Regions from separate parts of the Mus musculus genome. Here region 1 is linked to region 2. Evidence: chromatin loops called from intact Hi-C (ENCODE). Cell type or tissue: heart. All regions are shown on one strand.

Region 1 (8,000 bases), 370 kb after region 2:
TCATGTTACAGTGGACGATGTTGGTAGTCAGGTACACCTACTAAGCAGGTGTCAGTCTAAGGATATTTCTTGTGGTTTATTCTCAGTAACTCCTCTATAGTTTGCCTTCCTATGAACTTCGGGTTTCCTTGATGAAATTAACAGTGGTTGTTACAGTTTGTTCTGCCCCAGTATTGGCACATTTACTATTGTTAAGATTTCAGTTCTAGGATTATGCTTCCAGAATCACAAGTTTATCCTTCTTAATTTTATTTCTGAGATAGGGTCTGGATTCTGTGTGCATCTTTGATTGTGTGCCATTGATCATGTGACTTGAAACTGAATGGAGTTTCTGGTTAAATGATACCAGAATGTAGAAGTTACTTAATGTAAGTGAAGCATACGGTCACTGAGCACAGTTTTCACCCATGTGCCCATTGCAGTCACTCTTCTGGGTCATGGATGTAGGTGGCACTGCACAAAGATAGGACAGGGGCACACGGAAGCCAAGAGTTGGTAAATGGAAAACCTTCTTCCATAATCTCCAGACTCTGAGCCGGGCAGTGGTGGTGCACGCCTTTAGCCTTTAATCCCAGCACTTAGGAGGCAGAAGGCAGACAGATTTCTGTGTTAGAGGCCAGCGTGGTCTACAGAGTGAGTTCCAGGACAGCCAGGGCTACACAGAGAAACCCTGTCTTGAAAAACCAAAAAAAAAAAAAAAGTTCCAAACTCTGCAAAAGAGATAGCAGATTGTTTATCAGACTTTAAAATGTTTTATTCTAGTTAGGTTTTTATTCACTTATATAAAGTTATAATACAAAGGTGTAAACTAAAGTAACATTTTAAGCAAAAAGATCCCGTAACTTCATGTTTGTAATCAGGGTGATCAGATAATATAAGCAGAAGCCACTAGATGAGGAAATGATTTTAAATGCTACTTCATAAGGAAAAAAAAATGTTTCATCATTGTCATTGAATCTTATGTAACTATGGCCTTCTGTCTATGTCATTTTATATTTAATGTTCTCTTGTACATCATTGTGCACTATTCCCTGGTGAGGTTTAGAACTGTAACTTACATTAAGCTATCTCTGTGGTGCGTGCTAACTACTCTTCATTGATGACATGAGTTAAAAGGTTTATTCCTTTTAGTCAAACTAAAGGTGGTTTGAATTTTCCTCCTGTGTGACTCATCCTAATGACAGATTTACAAAGTACACTCTTGAGTTATATTGGGTCACAGTATAGAAAACAGTTTTTAAACATGTAATTAGAGGTACGGGCTTTAACATGTATGCCACTGTCACCATATAAGTACTAGCTTACCAGACACAGCACACTCTTATGGAAAACATAACTTTGTCAATGCTTCCACGCCTCCCTCTCTAGTGGCCTAACGGGGCCTGGCTTACAGAGACAGTCGAACACATTTAGGCCTTAAATGAAGTGATCTGGGAGTTGTGCATATACTCTTACATTACAAAGTTAATTACCCTATGGGAAAAATTGACAGACAAACTTGATTATAATTTTTGCTTCTAGTGGAATAACATGTTAGGTCTAACATTCTGGTTTTGTTGTAAGCACTAATTCTGGTTTTAGGATCATAGGGAATCATAAAATTAGGTCCGTGGGCATTGTTTATACACTTCATATCTGCTTTTAGTGAAGAAATATTTTTAGAAGTTACTATTTTATGTTGATTTGTTTTAAGTTGAATGTAAAAAGACTGTATGATTAATGTTGGTTAAAAGTTGAATATTTCTCACCAGATTCATTTAAAAATACCAGGTTTTATAAATATACTATGGTCAGAAGTCTTGCTATGAAACTTGAGTGCTAGGATTAAGTACATGACAGTCTACCCAGCTCAACAATTTAGGTTTGTGTTTTTCTGTTGTGTTGGTAACTAAAATGTAGGTTTTTTTGGTTTTGTTTCTAATAGAATTCTCCCAGTCCTTGGCTACATCAACCCACTCCTGTGACCTCAGCGGATGGTATTGGATTACTTAGTCACATTCCTGTCAGACCTTCCAGTGCAGAGCCTCATCGACCTCACAAGATTACAGTGCATTCCAGTCCCCCACTGACAAAGACATTAGCAGATCACCACAAAGAGTAAGCTTACCAGTGTTTAACACTTAACACATGCCTTTGGCTTTCGTGGTTTTTTTTTTTTTTTTTTTGGTTTTTTTTTTTTTTTTTTTTGGTTTTTCGAGACAGGGTTTCTCTGTGTAGCCCTGGCTGTCCTGGAACTCACTCTGTAGATCAGGCTGGCCTCAAACTCAGAAATCCGCCTGCCTCTGCCTCCTAAGTGCTGGGATTAAAGGCATGCGCCACCACGCCCGGCTCATGATTTTCTCAATCCACTTTTTAAATAGTTTATTTAAAATTGGTGTCAAATCCAGACTGAAGATTCTTTTCTTTTCCTTGTGTTTTGCCTTGTTGAGTCAGTCTGCTATTGAACTCATTGCAATCCTCCTGCCTCAGCCTTCCAAGTAATGGCAATAATAGGTATAAGTCACTACATGTGGATATGTTCTTTTCACACTGGTATATCTTCCAATTTTAAATACTATCAAAACTGTTTGCTTTCATAACAGAATAACATTTCATAAAAATCATTTTGTATGGAAAAGTGATTACAGGAATCTTTGTGTATTTTCTTTGTAGAGAATTGGAGAGGAAAGCTTTTATGGAACCATTACGGTCTAATGCATCCACATCAGTAAAAGGTGACCTGGATCTTAATAGGTCACAGGCAGGAAAAGATTGTCACTTGCATAGGCATTTTGTGGGTCCAAGGCCACCCCAGGAGACTGGAGAGAGACTGAACAAATACAAGGAGGAACATCGTCGGATTCTTCAGGAGAGTATTGATGTGGCTCCATTTACAACCAAAATCAAGGGTCATGAGGTTGAAAGAGAGAATTACTCCAGAGTAGTACCATCATCTTCTAGTCCTAAAAGCCATGCTATCAAACAAGATAAAGACGTAGACCGCTCCGTGTCAGAGATTTATAAGATGAAGCACTCAGTGCCTCAGAGTTTGCCCCAGAGTAACTACTTCACTACTTTATCTAATAGTGTGGTCAATGAGCCACCAAGATCCTACCCATCCAAAGAAGTTTCCAACATTTACACTGAGAAACAAAATAATAACCTTTCTGCAACAGCCAATCCTCAAACTCATTCTTTTATATCATCTCTTTCGAAGCCTCCACCTTTGATTAAACACCAACCAGAAAGTGAAAGTTTAGTGGGCAAGATACCAGACCATCTTCCCCATCAGAGTGCATCTCACTCAGTAACAACGTTCAGAAGTGATTGTCGGAGCCCTACCCATCTGACTGTTTCTTCTACTAATGCACTCCGCAGCATGCCTGCTCTGCACAGGGCACCAGTATTCCATCCACCAATCCACCACAGTTTGGAAAGAAAGGAAAGCAGCTACAGTAGCCTTTCCCCTCCAACACTGACACCGGTGATGCCAGTAAATGCTGGTGGCAAAGTTCAAGAATCTCAGAAGCCTCCAACTCTAATTCCTGAGCCAAAAGACTCTCAGTCAAATTTTAAGAATTCTTCTGATCAGAGTCTAACGGAAATGTGGAGATCTAATAACAACCTCAACAGAGAGAAAGCTGAGTGGCCCGTGGAAAAGAGTAGTGGAAAGTCCCAGGCTGCTGTGGCATCTGTCATTGTTCGTCCACCTTCTAGTACAAAAGTTGATAGTGTGCCATCTGTACCATTAGCTTCCAAAGATCGAGTTTGTGAAAGATCTTCATCTGGGGCAAATAAAACAGATTACCTCAAACCAGAAGCCGGAGAGACTGGAAGAATTATTCTACCAAATGTGAATTTAGAAAGTGCTCATGTGAAATCTGAAAAAAACTTTGAAGCTGTCTCCCAGGGCAACGTTCCTGTTTCAGTCATGTCTGCTGTAAATGTAGTCTCTACTACCAAAGCAGATGTGTTCACATCTGCTGCCACTACCACCAGTGTCTCCAGCTTGAGTAGTGCAGAAACAAGTTATTCTTTATCAAATACCATTTCGGCCTCTACACCCTTCGAATGTACTTCTTCAAAAAGTGTTGTTAGTCAGGCAGTGGCGCAAGCAAAGGACTGCACAGTCAGCACCGCGGTTCCAGGCACTCTGGCCTGTAGTAAGACAGGAAGTGCTGTTCAGCCCGGCTCTGGCTTCTCAGGCACAACTGATTTTATTCATTTAAAAAAGCACAAGGCAGCGTTGGCTGCAGCTCAGTTTAAAAATAGTAGTGTCAGTGAGGCTGAACTTAATACTGTGAGAAATCAGACAGTGGCAGCCTCTCTTCCCCTGGATAGCACCATGACCTGCACTGCAAGTAACAAAGCAATCTCTGTAGGAAATGGGCCAGCAGCCCAGTCCAGTCAGCCCAACTACCACACTAAACTGAAGAAGGCCTGGCTCACCAGACATTCAGAAGAAGATAAAAATACTAATAAAATGGAAAATTCAGGGAATTCTGTATCCGAAATTATTAAGCCATGTTCTGTCAACTTAATAGCCTCTACATCTAATGATATAGAAAATCGTGCAGATGGCAGAGTCGCTGTAGATAAATATGGAAGAGATGAGAAAGTCAGCAGGAGAAAAGCCAAAAGAACTTACGAATCTGGCTCTGAAAGTGGAGACTCAGATGAGAGCGAAAGCAAGTCGGAGCAGAGGACTAAACGGCAGCCGAAGCCAACTTATAAAAAGAAGCAGAACGACCTGCAGAAGAGGAAAGGCGAGGTCGAAGAGGACTCGAAGCCTAATGGAGTTCTCAGCAGGAGCGCCAAGGACAAAAGTAAACTGAAGTTGCAGAACAGTAATAGCGGTGAGTAAATACATTGATTTATCGCAAATAAAATGGGCCACGGGTCCTCGCAGTAAGGATGTGGCTCCATGGGATGTAGTTGTGAATTTCCTTTCTGCCTTTCCTGTCTCCCCACAAGAGGAAAAGATTAGATCCCCGATCTTGAGAGATGTTTTCACCTGACATTTGTTGTAGGAAAGACAGTACAGTGTGAAGTTTAGAAATTGATCTTTTCCTAGAAATGTCAAAATACAGCTTTGATTATTACACCAGAAAAGAACTGTACTTCTGATACTAAAGTATTTAGCTGAGACCTGATCTCATTCGAGAAGTAGTTCCTGTTTAGCTGTAAGCACAGTACTGAGGAGCAGTGTGATGTGGTCCGTCTCACCCTAACCATGTAACAAAGCTGGGAGTTTAGGGAGATTTCCTAAATCATTTTTGCTTAAATTTACTTTATGAGCTGAAATTGTGACCGAATTTTAGAATGTTTACAATATACTTGTTGATGTATACACTAGTGAGTCCCCTACACTCTATAATTAATTTCTGTATCCCAAAGTGCATTTATGGTGTTGACATTGAGAAATCAAGGGTTCGCATGTATTTATGTGACTTTAATGTCTTGCTCCCGAGTTCTCTTCACTAGGGCAGCTGTTTTTGAATTTGTTAACCAAGATCTAGGTCTTCAAGGCTCTCACTGTATAAAAGGAGCGGTGTTAGGTAATGTATGTTAGTAGGGTTTTATTCACAGACCTATACATTTTAGATACATTGCCAATAAATTAGACAGTTTGAATTAAAGGATGATGCCTTATTTAAAGCAGATAGTATTATTAAATTACTAGAAGAAATTTACTAATATCAAGTATGGCCTAGTATAGAAGAATTAATAGTATCAAAAGCCCTTCAATAAGTTACCTTTGTAATTCATTCACTTCTTTAAAAAAAAAAAAAAAACCCTTCAGAAGTGCCTATTTTGTTATCACATAATTAAGAATTGGTTTCACGTATATCATTTTGAAAAATTCATAGTACTTTTTAAGTTATTACAATCCGTGTTATGAAGTTTCACATTCTAAACTGCTCCCATCATATAGAATTAAAAGTATATTGGTCAAAGTTAATTCCCAGTTTAAAAGAAATAGAAACAGGATTGCATTTAGTTTTCTCTAGTGTAATCAATTTAGAAGTAAATGATTGAAGAAAGTGTGCGAAATAATGTCTCATCAGTGGTGTGATATGTGTTGTTCATTCTAACACCCTTTAATAAAGTCCAGAGGAAAGATCTCTTGTATGCATTGGAAAAGAAGCGCCTTTTCATTAGTTTATGTGCATGGGTGTTTTCCTGCTTGAATTAAGTGTGCATTATGTGTATGTCTGGTGCCGTGGAGGCCAGAAAATAGCATTAGATCTCCAGGGGCTGGAATTGAAGTTATAGGCATTGGGGATTGAACCTTGGTCTTCTGGAAGAGCAGCCAGTGGTATTGACTAGAAAGCCATCTCTGCAACCCTAGAAACATCTTTATACCAGTCGTTATGCCATAACTGGCATGTGCTGTGTGCCTGAGCATATGTGATTACTGGGTGGTCTCTAGCCCATGATAAAGACTAAAAAGGAGGGAACAATTGTAAAGAATAAAGAAGCAGGCAGCAATCCTAAATATATTTTAGTCTATAATATATTTTATATTTTAATCTAGCCCTAAACAATACTACCTATTGGAGAGTGGTGTGTGTGCACGTCTGTGTGTGTATGTGTGATTATACTACTCACACTATCAATAACTAGGTATTAGTGGGAAATCTGGATAGGAATTCTGTTCTCAGCTTTGGTAAGATATATTTGGTTTCAGAACCTGTGTGTCTTTGATACAATTGGAAAGGATTTGAAAGGAAGGACAGCAAATATTTATTCTTGAGTTACAAATAGTGGGCTGTACATCAAATCTCTGTGATTGAGAGGATGGTAAAAGACACAGGGTAAGGAAGTACATCTGCTGGCTGCGGAGCTCGTTCTTAAACGAATACCTTTTAGGTATTTAGGTGGAAGTGCAGTTATCTGTATGCTTTGTTGACTCTCCTGGCCTACAGGTTGCTCCTGGTACACAGATGACTTTACTAATGTTGTTTCCCTTGTTGGTTCATGCTAAGGACCAGTTATGAAACAGTGGGACTGAATATGGAGAATGAATTTATCTTTTTGCCTACAAATCTTAGAGCATAGTCCATTTGAGAGATTGTATTTCCTTACACACTGGACAAAGTATCTCTTGTGTGTTTGCAAAGATTAAAGATCGCCCTCAGAACACTTGGGCTTTCCGGACATTTATAATGAGGAGCAGTTGATTGCTTTGAGTTTGCTTTTCTATCACTTCCTTCAACAAAATGCCCCAATTAATATTGTAGACCCTCCCTCCCTCCCTTTCTTCACAACCCTTTTAATTTTGTAAAAGATACAGTTCCCATCAATATATCGATGTTGTCTACTAGGTTCTTGTCATAAGAGGAAGATGATGATTGTTTTTGGTGGTGGTAGTGGGTTTTGAGACGTTTTCACTAGATATCCCAGGCTGGCCTTAAACATGTGCTCATTCTTCTACTTCAGTTGCCCAAGAGCTACCGAGAGCTGGAATTAAAGGCACACGCCTCCATACCTAGCAACAGGCTTATTTTCGGCTAAATGTGTACATAATGTGAATGATTCTTATGTTTGGTATTACACTCTTATAAAGATGCAGTGTAAACATTTCATTTCACTGAAGGATTACTGCTCTCCTTTCCTGTCTGATTAGAGTGGATGGGCAGGTAAACAGAGGATGTTAGAGAGACTTAGCAGTTGTCCATCATTTATTTGGAGTTTGGTCTTATCAGCAAGCATTTCAGTCCCAAAGACTAACCCTTTCTGTAAAACAGAACCCTGTTGATAAGTTCCTTCTCATTTTACAGCTGGCGTTCCTCGTTCCGTGCTGAAAGACTGGCGGAAGGTCAAGAAGCTGAAGCAAACTGGAGAATCATTTCTGCAGGATGACTCCTGCTGTGAGATAGGTCCCAACTTACAGAAGTGCCGAGAGTGCAGACTTATCCGGAGTAAGAAGGGGGAAGAATCAACTCACTCACCGGTGTTTTGTAGATTTTACTACTTTAGGAGGTAAGTCGAAGTACAAGAAGTGGCAGTGTCTCTGC
Region 2 (8,000 bases):
CAAAGGTTCACGGTGGAGTCAAAGTTAGTCAAATGGTTTGGAAAGAGTAGATTACTTTAATGGTAAAGGTCTTGAAAACTGTTGTAAATATAAGGGTGAAGTAGAATGGTTTGAGAAGTCTGCTCCCGGGCTGGGGAGGTAGCTCAGCTCGTAGGGTGCTGGCCTAGCATGCACCAAGCCCTGGGTTTGATCCTCAGAACTGCATAAGCTCAGGTTGGGTACGATGGTACAAGCCTATAGTTGGAACATATGTAGTGGAGGCAGGAGGATCAGAAGTTCAAGGTCAACTCTAGCTACAGAGTGCAAAGCCAGCCTGGGCTACATGAGACCCCCATCTCAAAGCAAACATTTAATCCATGTTCTGCTGCCTATCAATACAGAGAGGCTGTGTAAGACAGACGCCGTTCCACCTGCGGCATTTCAAGTTCCATCCCAGATCTGCCACATCCTATAGTTTAAACATCAGTTACTTAAAACTTGTGTGCCTCTTGGGGTTAAATAAGCTGGAAAAATAAAAAAAGAGAGCACCGGATCAATAGTGCAGCTATTTTTCATATTGTTAGCATTAGAAGGGGCATCACTATTATTGAACCATTTGGAGACACCTGAGATTCCAAGCTGACAGTGCTCAGAGAAGACCGAGGCAGAGACTGACAGTGACATACATGGTTGGCTGAGTGTAGTAACAGAAAAGAGGAGAGCCAAAGGTCCGGTGTCATTTGAGGGAAAATCTGAGATCAGAGCTCTGGGCTAAAGCATGAATAGAATAATAATAGTCATGAAGGACTCTGCAGAGACACAATGAGCCATTCATCCCAGGCCTGTGATGGCTGCATGACTCACAGGCTGTATACACGTCTGTCCGGGCACGGGGAGTCACCACCTCTCCACTCAGATCTTCCCTGCACTTACATGTGCCCAAAGCCTAAGGTTTAGGATTGTTTCGTGTTTATAATGCTCACACAGCAGATTGGTTACCATCATTCATGATGACACATGAAGTCAATCTTTTCTGATCTCTTCAGGCAAGTGAACTGCGATCCTAAGTGACCTTCACGGGTCAGATTTTAGCTGGCGAAAGTTAAGTCTTAAGCTGCTGATAGGGAGCAAGTCAAATGGTTTAGGATCGCATCAAACACACACACACACACACACACACACACACACACACTCCTGAATCTCCTTTCTCTGTCCCCATCAGAGTTCCTCGGTCTCAGCAATGTTTCTGACGTTTGGACTGAACAATTCTTTGTTGTGGGAGGCAGTGGCTGTACCTTAGAACACTTATTTAGAATATCCTCTCCACTCCCTAGATGCAAACAAGATGGTTCCCAACCCAGCCGTAACTAACAACCAAAAACATCAACAGACACTGCCTCACCTCTTCTGTGGGGCCAAATTTCTCCTAGAATCAGAACTATTATGTTAGCATTTTGTCGTCTCAGCTCCGCCCCACAGTTACCTGGCAACAGCCAGGTATGCCTGACTCACTGTAAAGGGGGCTGCTTGTCCCTCCTCTCTCTCTCTTGTTCTTGCCTCTTGCTCCCTCTCTCTCCACGTGCTCATGGCCAGTCTCTACTACTCTACTTGTCTCCTCTCTTCTCTCTCTCTCTCTCTCTCTCTCTCTCTCTCTCTCTCTCTCTCTCTCTCTCTCTCTCTCTTTCTCTCTCTCTCTCTCTCTCCCTCTCTCTCTCTCTCTCTTCTATTCTCTCTTCTCCCTCTCTCTCTTCTCTCTTCTCTTCTCTCTCTTCCTTTCTCTACCTCTCCTACCCTCTTAATTCCCTGCCCGGATAAACCTATTCTATACTATACCTTCATGTGGCTGGTCCCTCAGGGGGAAGGGATGCCTCAGCATAGGCCCACAGAGGCACCCCCTTCCCCCACACCTGACTACACCTCCACCAAAACATATTCCTTCCTCTTTTTATCTTTTTATAAACACATTAATTATTACAACTGTTTTATTGTTACATTATCCTTTGAGTTTTATTTTGCTTTTGTTTTGTTTTTTTTTTTTCTTTGTCTTGTTTTTTAGAATTATTTATTTTATGTGCATGAGCAAGCCACTATGTGGGTGCTGGGAACTGAGCCCAAGAGCAACAAATGATCTCAAGTGCTGAGTCATCTTTCCAACTCCCTTGAGGTTTGGGGGATTCTTTCTAAAGATTTATTTTATCTTTCATATGTATGTGTGTCTGTATAAGTGACTGCCGTGGGTGGACAGGTGCCTGAGGAGGCCAGACGAGGGCATCAGACCCCCTGGAGCCGGACTTACTGGCTTGTATGAGGTGCTGAATGTGGGTGGCAGGAACCATGCTTGGTCCCTCTGAAAGAGCAGCAAGCGGTTTTAACTGCTAAGGCAACTCCCCAGCCATTGTTTGGGTTTAGTTATTTGCTTGTAGTGAAAGTTTCAATTTTGCAACCAAGAATGAAAGAAGAAGAAGAACATAATTCTGAAGCAGGATCTGCCGCTATATTCATTTTTATGAACTACGCCTAATGGTCATTTGCATTCTGGGGTGAAAGCATGTGCTATGGGGTCTTTCTTTACTTAATATATTTTATTATGCAGAAAAATGAAATTCAAATAAGAAACCACATTCCTTGAAAAAGAGAAAAATGATGGAGACCATGACATCTGACATTCATTCTATGTATGCATGTGTGTGCCTGTATGTGTGTGTGCTGCATGTGTATGTGTGTCCACATGTGTTTTGGGGCTTGCGTGTGCATGCATGCATATGTGTGCACATGCATATGTGCACAGGAGTGCATGTGTGTTCCAGTGTGTGTGTACATGTGTGTACTGCATGTGGTTGGGTGTTTGTACATGTGTATAAATGTTCAAATGTCCAGAGGACAGCCCCCAGTCACTTGTCTGTCAGGAGTCACACTTGTTTTTTACACAGGGTCTCTCCCTGGCCTAAAGCTCAGCCTGGTTTTTGCTATCTCCACGTCCCTAGTACTGAGATTACAAGCATCCATCATGAGATTCCCAGAAGATACCAGTTTCATGGGGATGCGTTGCTTCTAGAGGTCAAGCTCAGGTCATCATGCTTGCAAGGCAAGCACTTGACTAAGCCACTTCCCTATCGCCTGATACTCACTTCTGATGGTAACAGTCAGCTTAGTGTTCAAATAGCATAGAGCGACAAAAAAGAATAGAGCAATTCCCAGTTCCGACTGTAAATACAGACAGTGATAAACAGGTTCTAGCCAGGTTTGTTTAAATCAAGGGCTAGAGGCAAGCAATACTGGTCAAGACCCGGTCCAGGCCACCATCAGCTCAGATGCAGTCTGCCCTGGGAGGTGATCTGATAAGCTCTCAAACTGCGTTAAATCTCGGGGCTGGAGAGATGGCTCAGAGATTACAAGTACTGGCTGCTCTTCCAGAGGTCCCTGGTTCAATTCCCAGCACCCATGTGGCAGTTTATGTTTGTCTGATCCTCCAGTTGCAGGGGACCTCATACAACCAAAAAGTCATGCAAGCAAAACATCAATGCACATGAAAAATAAAATAAAATAAAATAAAATAAAATAAAATAAAATAAAATAAAATAAAGAAGTCATCAAAAGGAATCTTTTTTTTAAACTGTGTTAAATCTCTTTCAGGAAAGCAAACCCCTCCTCTGAGGGGCACCAGGCTCGTAGCTCTTCCCTTTTCCCAGCATGAGACTTCTGGGGAAATTCCAGTTTCTTGAAGACCATTGATTCAACAGTCTGATAGCCAAAGGGGGGACCCCAAGGGCTTCTTTAGCTTGCCTTCATTGCTGCCAGGACAGGCACAAAAGGAGAGTTGCTGTCTACACACCAACCCGTGACCTACTCAAACAGTGAGGAGAAAAATGGAGACAGAAATAGAAACTGCTTCCTCCTGGCACCCCAGCCCAGCTGATGATGTCTTAGTCATTGTCATGTGCGGCTACAGACTAACATCTGAAGACAGAGTCGGAGGAGGTTGTGAAATAAATTATAATATAGTCGGTTGGTTTTTTTCTTTAATCTGCTTTAAATTTTGCACTAAGCAAACCTTAAACAAACAAACAAAAATCTCGAAAGTAGGAAGAGAGGTCACTTTTATTCAAGGAGACAGAGCAGTTAGTTACCAAAAAAAATACCAGCTTTGCTAGGCGTGCATTTTAATTTGCCCTGCATTGCGTTGTTATCACGAACAATCACGAAGCAAATTGTAGGCAGATGCCTCTGGCTGTCCGAAAAGCGTATCAAATGAAAGACAAAGTTTCCTTGGTTCTTAGCAAATGTCATGAGGTTTTTGGGCAACGCTGAAATGCTCAAATGCAATTGAGAATGATAATCAGGTCTGCCAGTAGGGGGCGCGCAAACCAAATTTAGAAAGCGCTTCGAAATGGGCGTTTACGGAAGGAACGGATTAGGGAGCACAGCAAACTAAAGAGCAAAGTCAAATCTTCAGGGTAAAGCTTCTGCCATCTGTGCGAGAGCACAGATCTCAGAAGCTTAGGAGGTGGAAGGGACAGCTGTAGGTAGAATGCAAGACAATCCATCTAACGCCCGTTATTATTTACCCCTTTATTTCTACACCCTATTTTTATTTTGTTCATTTGGTTGGTTTTGCTCTTTACATAATGCTGGGTGTCTGTCTCAAATGCCAGCTAATAAGCACGTTCGTCAGCTAATAAGCACGTTCCTCATTTCTCCCATACATCTGATCTGAGTTTCATGATTCCTAGAACTCTTTAGCCTCTGTCCCCTGACCCTCAGGTTGTAATAACTAATTAACTCATATGCAACTTTACTGTTTTTTTTTTTTTCAAAACAAGGTCTCACGTATTGTGGGATAGCTTCCAAGAGTGACCCCGAATTTCTAATCCTCCTGCCTTCACCTCCAAAGTGTTCCAAGAGTTTGGATTACCTGCTTCACCACAACGCTTGGTGGCGTGGTGCTGGGGATGGAACCCAGGGCTTTTCGCATGCTCAGCAAGCACTCTTTGAGCTACTACACCTGACGCTCTGGCTCTTGCAGAACTTAAAAGACATCCTTTGCTAACCAAATCACTTAAGTTTTACTGGAAGTGAAGCATAATGTTGCACTCTACTAATCAAGTATAGATTGCTTTCCCTTGAGTTAGGCAAAATTCAATCTTGTTTAAAAAAAAAAAAAAAGACAAGAGTCCTTCCTCTGCCTACAATTTACAAATCCATCTATTTTCAACAGAGTCCTTCAAAATTCTGCACCAGCTTTTCTCCCAATAAACAACAGGTCCTCGTCTCCTAAAATAGTTTCGGGCATGAGGGCTGAGTCTGCTTTTGCAGACACTTTTTGCATAGCTGAAAAATCATTTTTGAAGAACCGATGCTCTTTGAAATGTGGCAATAGTTACTCGCCTATTGTCTAGGCACAGAGAAAAGCCCTTTGGAATTGTCTAGGCACAGAGAAAAGCCCTTTGGAATGGCTTGGAAAGCACCCACACACACACACACACCCCAAAAAAACGGTAGGTTCAGATAGTATGTTGGAGTATCCTGACTGGGTAACTTTACAAGAATCCTCCTAACTTGGTGATGATCTTCCTTTATAGAGTGGAATTGCAGTAACTACCTTTCTGGTTGGGGGGGTGGAAAGATGTGTCTACATCTTATAGACACATGCCTGGTAAGTTGTTGTTATTCGTCATGAATGGAAACTAGCTTTTATGCTTAGCATGGACTGAGACCCCACTCCTTACAAAACAAAACAAAGAAAAAAAACCCTCTACTAACACAATCCCGTTGTACAGATGGTCATAGGTCTTCTCTACGAAGAGTTCAGGGCAGTGCCAGTCAGCCATTCCCTCCGTGGAGGATGCAGAGAGCTGTCTGCAGCACCACCCTGTCAGAGAACTGAAAAGCTGCCGTCTAGGTGAAGTAAGAGGTTAGGCCAGGGAGAGTGTGCCCAGCTGGAAATAGACAAAGACTGAAACGATGAAAATGAAAGATCAGAATGAGCCGGCAACAAACCCAGAGACACAGAAGTAGTGAGAAATGGAAGGTTTGGTTTTAATGCTGGTGGGTATCCGCAGAGAACAGAGAAAACAGAACCACGTGATCGTACACTCCGATGCAGGAAGATGCATATGCACATGCTCACACACTCAGAGACGTCTCAGAAAAGACTGTGATCAGAAAACAAAACCCCAATGAAAGAATTTAAGTCAATCTGTTCTTTCGAGAATATACTTGAAACTGACTGTAGTGGCTGGTGGTGAATACCTTTAATCCCAGCACTTGAAAGGCAAAGACAGGCAGAGTTCAAGGCCTGGTCTACAGAGTGAGTTCCAGGACAGCCAAGACTACACAGAGAAACTCTCTCAAAAAAACAAAAGCAAGCAAACAAATATACTTAAACGTCTGGAGAGATGACTCAGTGGTTAACAGCACTGACTGCTCTAACAGAAGACCTGAGTTCAGTTCCCAGCACCTACATTAGACAGGTGGTCCACAGTCACCTGTAACTCCAAAAGCAGGTGACCTAATGCCCCCCTTCTGACTGAAAGAAAATTAAAATTCAAGGTCCATGACTCATGCGGCTTGCTAGTTAGGAGGGCTTTGGGGGCCTAGAGCAAAGAACAGAGGCTGTAAAGTCATCCCAGGAACTGACTAGCCATAAAGATAGGGAAGACATACAAGAATGTCTGGACTGGCCTGGCGCCTCCCTATCTCCCACCCTTCTGACCTGAGTTAAATGTTAACCAGATGCTCTGCTGTTACCTCGATCTGCACGTACAGTTTGCTGATGTTTAAACTGTCCAATTGTGTGAAGCCATGCCAATTCTTCCCCTACCCCCACTCTTTTCCTATATAAACCCCTAGCGTCTGAGCCTCGTGGTCAACACCTCTGTCTCCAGTGTGAGATACTCCGACATTAAACTACCTCATGTGTTTGCACCAAGATGGTCTCTCATGATTCTTTGGGTGCACACTATCTCGTGACTTGGGTGGGGGAATCCCCACGGAGGTCTTCATGACCTTTGTCAGCACTCACACATGTAATATACATATACACAGACATATACATTTTAAAAATTACAGGTGTTTTCAGCCAAGCCTAACAACGTGAGTTCGATACTCCGGACCTACCTGATAGAAAGAAAGAACTGACCCCCGCAAGTTGAAATCTGGCCTGCAAACTCACATATGTCACACACACAATAAAAAATATATATAACTTAAAATCTAATAAAAACAATACACATGATCTAAAAGACACAGCCAAGACTGTTTCCCCAGACAGAGTGAAAATTCAAAAACAAAAGTCCTGAGAGCAAAGATGAGATTTGAAGGCTCCATGCATGCACCACTAAGACCACGACCACACGACAAGCCCTGCAAAGGCAGGGCAGGGCATAGGAACACTCATCTGTATGCCCAGCACTGGGGAAGCTGAGGCAGGAAGATGGCAAACTGGATGCCAGCCTGAGCTACATAGTAAGTTCAAGGACATTCTGGGGTTACATAGTTACATAGTAAGTTACATAGTAAGGTTATATACATACATATATATGCGTGTGTATATATGCGTATATGTATGCATATACATATACATATGCATATACATACATACATACATACATACATACATACCACTCAAACCCTCCAGAAATTTTTTTTAAAAATTCAAAGGAATAAAAAAAAATTCAAAGGAATTATGCAGGCTTCTATGAAAGGGATACCTTTTTTTTTTTTTTAATTTCACCAGTATCAGACTTCCTATAGCATTATTAGATGTTAGAAGACAAGCAAAAATGATATTTCATGGGGTGGTTAATTTTTAAAAATATTTATCTGTTTTTATTTTATACACATGGGTATTTTGCCTTCCTGTATGCAGTGCCCACAGAGGACAAAAGAAGGCGCAGAAATCCCTGAGACTGGACTTGCAGATGGCTGTGAGCTGCCACATGGGTGCTGAGAATTAACCATGGTCCTCTAGAAAAGCAGCCAGCGTCTTAACTGCTAAGTCACCTCATCAGCCACTTGTGGGT

Evidence for each region. Peaks named below come from ENCODE experiments on the same cell type or tissue, not always from the same donor. Only the 100,000 strongest peaks of a DNase experiment are listed, where the experiment ranks them.
Region 1: it touches region 2 in a loop (2.6-fold over the local background); 3 of 42 quality-filtered maps call a loop at or near these places.

The regions. Positions count from the first base shown.
Region 1 is chr10:67,222,085-67,230,084 of GRCm38, forward strand. Jmjd1c (jumonji domain containing 1C) reads left to right here. Exons shown (of 26, transcript NM_207221.3): 9 at 1,925-2,097; 10 at 2,653-4,832; 11 at 7,764-7,965. Among named protein-coding and RNA genes, the nearest start is that of Nrbf2, 59 kb to the right of the region's middle. In heart, no CTCF peak of the experiment used is centred here; a DNase peak (open chromatin) is centred at 4,267.
Region 2 is chr10:66,849,052-66,857,051 of GRCm38, forward strand. No RefSeq gene overlaps it. Among named protein-coding and RNA genes, the nearest start is that of Gm31416, 19 kb to the left of the region's middle. In heart, a CTCF peak has its summit at 4,318 (motif pointing right); DNase peaks (open chromatin) are centred at 2,990, 3,790 and 4,340; H3K4me3 peaks cover 408 bases.